Regions from separate parts of the Mus musculus genome. Here all the other regions are linked to region 2. Evidence: chromatin loops called from intact Hi-C (ENCODE). Cell type or tissue: heart. All regions are shown on one strand. Region 1 has its middle 8.9 kb from the start of Gm11412. Region 2 has its middle 21 kb from the start of Gm46886. Region 3 overlaps Gm11412 (a long non-coding RNA gene).

The links. Hi-C counts contacts between places; a loop is a spot of excess contacts. Peaks named below come from ENCODE experiments on the same cell type or tissue, not always from the same donor. Only the 100,000 strongest peaks of a DNase experiment are listed, where the experiment ranks them.
Region 1: a loop joins it to region 2, with 1.8 times the contacts of the local background. A loop is called at or near these places in 2 of 42 quality-filtered maps.
Region 3: it touches region 2 in a loop (1.8-fold over the local background); 2 of 42 quality-filtered maps call a loop at or near these places.

Annotation. Positions count from the first base shown.
Region 1 is chr4:81,733,527-81,736,026 of GRCm38, reverse strand. No RefSeq gene overlaps it. Among named protein-coding and RNA genes, the nearest start is that of Gm11412, 8.9 kb to the left of the region's middle. In heart, no CTCF peak of the experiment used is centred here; no DNase peak of the experiment used is centred here.
Region 2 is chr4:81,912,189-81,914,688 of GRCm38, reverse strand. No RefSeq gene overlaps it. Among named protein-coding and RNA genes, the nearest start is that of Gm46886, 21 kb to the left of the region's middle. In heart, no CTCF peak of the experiment used is centred here; DNase peaks (open chromatin) are centred at 1,158 and 1,828.
Region 3 is chr4:81,743,736-81,746,235 of GRCm38, reverse strand. It overlaps Gm11412 (a long non-coding RNA gene), which reads right to left. Exons shown (of 3, transcript XR_881378.1): 2 at 152-2,262. Among named protein-coding and RNA genes, the nearest start is that of Gm11412, 1.4 kb to the right of the region's middle. In heart, no CTCF peak of the experiment used is centred here; DNase peaks (open chromatin) are centred at 1,275 and 2,085; H3K27ac peaks cover 1,574 bases.

The DNA.
Region 1 (2,500 bases), 180 kb after region 2:
CTTGTCAGATAGGCCAAAAGAAACTGAGAAAGGAATATATAATCTTTTCTTCAATGGGATTTTGCATATGCTGAATGGGACCAAGGAGTCATCCAGCCTCCAGGAATTTTCAGGCTTGGACTCATACCAACTGTCTAAATATGTAAATTAGGCTAACAATGGTCCAATTAAATATGGTCTCTCTCTCCCAGTCTTGAAGATAATACTATACAAGACTCTGGTTTCTTAGTTTCACAGAGGAACATTAGAGGGAGATCTAGTCTCCATTTATTCCTTGCTCCATCCTCAGCTCAAAGGAACAAGTGCACCTGCCCATGATTTCCATCACTTCTCCAGAACCCTGATAACTACTAACACACACACTGCAGCCAGTGGCAACTAGACCTCTATAACCCTTGGAGGCAAATACTGCTGTTATAGTCCATCTCCCCGAAAGTGGCTTCTGCAAGTGAAGCCAGCTCTGGTCTGGAAGGGCAGTCAATTGATATGAGAAAAAAACTGTAGGTGGAGAGTTAAGTACCTGTAGTGTAATCTAGAAGTGGAAGCATAGGCTACTAGGGAGAACAATCCTTGGGCCCACTGAGGCCTCACCAGAGTGGAACAGCATGTCCAAAGCAAAGGCAGAGGCCCGTCCTCCAAGCACTGCTAAGGCAGCTGTTGTGAGGGTCGTCCTGAGTGTAAGGGTAAGTCGTCGTTCAAGATAATTTCTATGAGGTTTGTATTTTCCAGCTTTCATGAAGATAAAAAAAGAATATGTCCTGTTGCTTATCAGAAGAGCTCAGTTTAAGTGAACCAATCCTCTCTCCCAAATTTATAGAAATTTGACACACAAAATATTGTCATATCATTTTTCAACACTTTTTTTAATTAGGTATTTTCCTCATTTACATTTCCAATGCTATCCCAAAAGTCCCCCATTCCCCCCCCCCACTCCCCTACCCACCCACTCCCACTCCTTGACCCTGGCGTTCCCCTGTACTGGGACATATAAAGTTTTCAAGACCAAGGGGCCTCTCCTCCCAATGATGGCCGACTAGGCCATCTTCTGCTACATATGCAGCTAGAGACACAAGCTCCGGGGGTACTGGTTAGTTCATATTGTTGTTCCACCTAAAGGGGTTGCAGACCCCATTATCTCCTTGGGTACTTTCTCTAACTCCTCCATTGGGGCTCCTGTGATCGATCCAATAGCTGACTGTGAGCATCATCATTTTTAATAAATAGAAAAACCATTGCATTTTATTATCCGTAACCCAGAGCTCTCCAAGTTTCAATCTGGGTTTGATAATGCATCTTACACCAAGATCTATAATGCCATGTCTCTCTTCTGCCTCTCATTGCAAGCTGTTGTAAAAACCACTCCACTACTCCACTTGGCTTCCAACTTTGCCATTTTTGGTTTTCCTCAATGGACTTTGGCCTTTCTGTTTAAAATGGCTGTTAATAATTTAGTACTTCAGCTGGTGCCCAAGTACAGCTTTGATAGCAGTGCCCATGCTGCCTTTTAAGTACTTGGATTCTCTACCGCTGTCTTCCCTTGTGCCTTTGCTCTTTGAATCATGACTTCTTTCTCTATATCTTTCAGGAAATTTTGCTCTCAGTTTGAAGCAGTGATTTTCTTGTCCTAATTCCAAATTACATGATCTATCTTTTTCTGAAACATTGTGTCACAAATCAACCAAAGGTTAGGTTTGCTTTATTTATTTATTTATTTTCTTGCAGATACAATCTTTAAAGGAATAGCTAAGGCCCCCTTCTCACAGCTATAGTCATCTATATTTTCGACACTTTGTTCAAAATTATAAATATATTCTTCCAAATCACTTATTTTTTTGAATCCTGTCTTCCTATCTGTGTGCTTTCTGAAGGTAGAACCAACTTTATAATTTTCACTATTTTTTTTCATATTCATGGGCTTTCCCAAGCGTGTTAGACCATGAAGAGATGTCTGCTCCATTTGCTGACAGTTTTCAACATGACAATGGTTAACTATAATCTAGTCTTACTTTTATTGGTCCCATTACGTTTGAATCTACCTAGTTCCTGTGTAGTATATTACTAACTCAGTGAAAGGAAATTATATCTGCTGAACAGTTTGTATATGGTTAACGCATGAAATTTTTGTCTGTACTTCATTCAGAAAATTAATTTAAGAAAAACAAGGGCCAGGGGCCTACAGTGTGATGAAGTCCATCCTCAGAGGCTGTTGGGTGTTTTGTTCCTTTCCTTCACAGTTACTAAGAGGAATGGAGAAGGATGGCTAGCTTAGATTTGTCTCCTGCATTCACGTAGGGTCTTTAGAAACTTCTGGACTTAGAGAGACAAATCCTCTCATTTTCTTGAATCTTGACATCAACAGTCTATAAAATAGATTAGATTATCATAGTCTCCTTTTAGCTTTTATGGCTTATTGTTTAATCATTTCAACTATCTGGAAGATCTCTGCTTTGGTGACCACTGAGGCACTGGTAGAATGAGCTGTGAGGATGGGACAGTATCA
Region 2 (2,500 bases):
TGCTATCTTATTTATTCAGGAATGCTACTCCCCTCAGCTCTCCATCTTATATCTTATAATGTGATTGCACTTGCTTATAACTCTCTTCTATTAAAGATCTCTAGATATCAACATTATCATCCTTAAAATACGTGATATTTGTAAATGATTCAGCTTCCTAAAGCATAGTTTCCTTATCTATATGATAAATATAATGCCTCATAGCAATTTAATGACAATTAAACATAAAAAATATGAGGAAAAGTGATTGGGAGCGAGTAGATGGTACAAGAATTGGTTTTTTTTCTCCCATTTCACCTTTGACTGCACCCCATTCAGCTTTATGACTTACACTGCATCAAATTCAGTCTAATTTCCAAGGTTTCAAGACACCTGTCTAGAGAGTGAAAATGAATGCAGCCATCCAGGTGTTTGGCCTTGGTGATGACAGACGTCAAACACTTTCTGAGCCATCTGGGTGTCTAGCATGCATATTCCTTACACTTGTATCCTGATCTATGTAGCTGAGGTCAGAGGGAAAAACATTATCAGAGTTTTCAAAAAATGTATAGCAGCAAGTTTTTAGAAGGCTGTGTGGATGTAGTTCGTTTCCTTTCAACTGGTTCCTATTTAAGCAACTTTTGAAAAGCAAAAGATATTTAATTTTAATATTTTTTCTGAAATCTAGACATCTTACAAAAGACAAGGAAATGTCTGTGTGCTATAAACACCACAAATTAAGAATAAGAAAATCTTCATGATGTTTTAAGGCTTGAGAATTAGATTGTTAACATCACGGAGGCACGGAGGAAGACTTTTGACATTCATCCATAAATTTCCACTTCAGATCATGACCAATTTTTTTGCATCTAAATTGCATGTGGCTGGAGCTATGTGAGAACAAAGCCCATGTACTGTATACAAAAAAGCACACAGAATAATTCCACCTTTCTTCCTGACCCTGACCATTATGTGACTCTGACATGATGTTTTCCCAGACATTTTTTAAAATGTTGTTTGGAAGCCAGAGAGAACAAACATTATTTCACTGCAGCCAGTCACACGTGCATCCAGTCATTGTAATCCAGCATCTGCCATCCAGGTCGTTGCTTAAATAGATGCTGCATTAAGATCTGATGTCCTGTGAGCAGCTGCTGCAATTCTCCTCAGTCACAGGGATGAATCTTGGATAACATTTCTGGCTCCGAGAAATCCCCAAGTCGCAGAGAGACGATTTGGTTGACCTAGCCGCTTTGCACTCCCGTTACAGCATGTTCCACAGCAAAGTCCCCGGGGATAACGTGAGAGTTTTTAACAGTGCCGAAAGCCACCCTGTAATCATCCTATGTGGATTTCACTAGCATTCCAAGGCATCTCAAACAATTCCAAGAAGACTTTGGGGGACCTAGGAGGTTTTCTAAACATTTTCTTTCTGCTTGAAAACACTGAAGATAAACAGCTCCCCACAGGTACCACAACATTAGAGTTATTTGATCGTGAATACAAGCCATCAACTGTCATTGCACCTCAAGACAACTGAGTGGCCCAAAGACATCATTCCTGAAAAACTCCCAAAAAGTGTTGTTTTTCATACCTTTACATTAAAAAATGGGATGTTAGGAGGCAGTAATTTACTTCAATATTCTGTATTCTGATTAATTTGTTATCTAAAAGCAGAAATAAGTAGCAGGAGAGGAAGAAAGAACATTCCTGTTAAGTGGATTTGTTGGTAATATGACCAGCTGCAAAGTAGTGTGGAAGAGAGAGGCTGCCAAGAGGCAGTGTCTACAATAGTTGATTGTCTTGGAGTCCGTTATTGGTAGGATCTTCAGCCATTAAAACTGGAACATGACAACCAGCCTTGGCTTAGGGGCAAGAACTCTAAATTTGTAGTCAAACAAGTATCCCTAAGCCAGTTGGAACAGGCTGTGAGAACCAAATACTGCATTTTTCTGGAATTGTGGAAACCATTAATGTTACCTTGGTGGCTTAAAATTGGCCATAGCAGCAGTATTCATACTGTGGTTGGGAACATATGACAGAAACCAGGGCTTTTATTTCTTGAAGAGATTGTTGCTAAGCTTTCATTAGCTTTTAGCAAACCAATCAAACTGAACTTTTGAAAAGTCTAACGTGTGCCACTTGTGACACAGGGAAATGACAAAGCAGTAATGATCTGAGACAGAGCGACAGTCTTTGAGTTAGGAACGGGAATGATATACAATTGTAATACTCTTATCAGGATCCAATCAGGTGTTCTTCGTAACCCACATTTTATGTTCATTTGGATATATTATTCACTTAATAAATATTAATAGAGCATAATTTCCTTTTTTGGCTTGGATTTGCTGCTAGTGCTGGAGACAAGAGGATGAGTAGATTGGCACGGACCTCAGAGACATCAAATCCTGATTACAAGATAATATTGACAACTTTGGTGTGAAATATAAATGCTCAAGATTGGAAGAGAGAGAAATGAGCCACTGCTTCCAATATTTGTTAAGGTACTAGTAGTTCATTC
Region 3 (2,500 bases), 170 kb after region 2:
TATGTTCCATCACAGAGACATTACATTTCAACCCTGAAGACTTATGAAAGCATTTAAAGAGGCTGCGTCATTGGTGGACAGCAAGCATTCTAAAAGCTTCCTAATGAGACGACTGAACTAGTCTATGCACATTTGATTCATCTGGTTTTACCTTAAGGATGGCACTGTCAAAGCCATCAGATGCAATAATTTCGCAGAGCTCTGAAAGACTTGTAATATGTTCTTTCATTGGGTGCTTTGAGAGAGCATAGCTCCCATTATCCACTCATTGTAGGTATCTTCTTTGTAATGAGGGGACATCACAGCTAAACAGGATGACAGTGGCAACAACATAGATTAAAGGAATTATACAAACAAGTCGAACCGCTGGGTGGCTGTGTTCTAATATGTCACCAGTAAATATCCTTTGTGGTAGTCTCTCAGTCATGAAGCCAAAATTAAAAAGGAAGAGAGAAATCAATGGCTGTCAATCATCTTTCCAAATAGTCAAATGCCCATTAGCTTGTACAAAGGCCATTTGACTTATACTTTAAAAAAATCCTCTGCTTTTTAATCTCTATTTAGTTCCATCAGGTTAAATCCTATGAGGAAGTTTTCCACTGTGACACAATGGTAGCTGCCCCAGCAGACCTAACCTTAAAGGAAGTGTGGATGCTCAGAGTCTTAGAAGTAGTCGTGGAAGAAGGAAAGCTTTGGCTGTGTCGATATTTTATGGTGGGATTCTTTTGGATTTATATTAACATAAAAATGTTCTTCTATACCAAAGATCAATTCTGAAACAAGGAAAAACATCATTGCACCCGCCTCTCAGAGGTGCCCTCACTTTCCACAAGGGCCTGGGAGAAGGAAGGTCCTTGGAGAATTCTCTGCGAGTAGATGACATTCAATTTGTTTGCTAAACATTCTTGACCTCGTGCCCTCTATAAAAATAGCTCCTTTCAGTTCTCTGAAAAGCTGTGATTGCGCTGTCCAGAATCTTAGCTGTCTTTTTTCATCTTACTGAAGATGGGTGTGGTTTGATTTTCAAGAAAGGAAGGTCAAGGTGGCAAGCTTAGCAGGCTCACCGCGATGATGCAAACACAGTGCACCCTATTTCTGCCTGTAGAATCTCCCACCCGGAAAGCACATCGTAGAGTGAAGATAAAAGGTTTTCATTGTCCAAAACCCATGCTGCACGTAATTTCTCTGCTCCTTGATTTGGTCCCCTTTCCTCCTCTGACTTACTAGGCTCCGCACAGCCTGGGAGCCCTCCAGTAACGGCCGAGCATTCTGGTGTAATCCCACCGCTGTGGCTCTAGCTATCTAAGCACGAGGATTTATTAGTTGCGAACGTTCATTTTTGTTTTTACTGGTCTAGTGCCAGTAAATAAGTCACCCAAACCCAGGCTGAGTGTCATTTGATAGGAAAAGGCTGGGATCACAAGGAAGCCTTCTGTCTTTCAACCGAAAAAAAAAAAAATGCTGAGGTAAGCAGTGTCAAAGCCAGCTGCATCAACATGATGGCCTTAAGACAAATGAGAGCTTTCACTGCTGGGTATGAGGCTCAGAGCAAAGGGCTCTGCAAACCTCCTCAGCCAGCTCAGCTGAGAGAATGGGAGTTGTAAGCGGTGGCTTTTCCAAACTCTTAGCTTTGATAAGAAGTAGTCTCCACTTCTTCATTCAGCGTGTAAACACAGTTCATCTGCAGGGGAGCTAGAGGTGAAGAGTCTTTCAAATCTATACACAGGCACAGACACACAGACACACACACACACAATCTCATCTATACACACTTAGAAGCCTGTATGCATGCCTGCAAGTATCATTTCAGTACCATTAGGAGAAAAGTATGTGGATTTCTGTATTCTCTGTGTCAGTGGTCCGCTGGCAGGCTGGAGGGCATGAGGCAGTGGGCCAAAAGTGGGGTGCACAATTGTTAGGGGCTATTAGGAGATCCGTGGTGGGAGAAGAGGAGGAGGAGGAAGCCGCCTGAGCTAGAGACAGGGACTGCTTTCTCCACAGGCCATGCCGGCTCCCTGTGACTGTTGCCAGGGCAATGGCTGGGGTATTATCAGGAATGCCTGGAGACGATATCCTTCTTTTGGACTCATGGATGGAGCAGAAGGGGGTGGATGGCTTTTCTCTTTCTGTTTCTTCTTTTCATATTCAGCAGATTAGAGTGGCGGGTTGCTGTGGAGACCATGTGGAGGAGGGCTCCCACACACCTGCACCATGAGCCGAGCAGCCAGTGTGGACTCAGACAGTCCTGGGGGCAGATTTTTGCTGTGGGAATCACAAAAACAACAACAAAAGAGGAAGTAAGAGCAAAGGAGGAAGACAGAATGGGGAGAAAGGGGTGGGGAGAGAAATTTACCCTCCAGTTCAAACAATATTGCTCTTTAATGAAACGGAAAAGGAGTCCACAAGACATAGATTGTACCCCAGAAACCCCGAAGAAATAGCTTTAGAGGGCTGCTGAGGAGTGATGAGAAGTAGGGAGATGGGTACATAGATCCTTGTA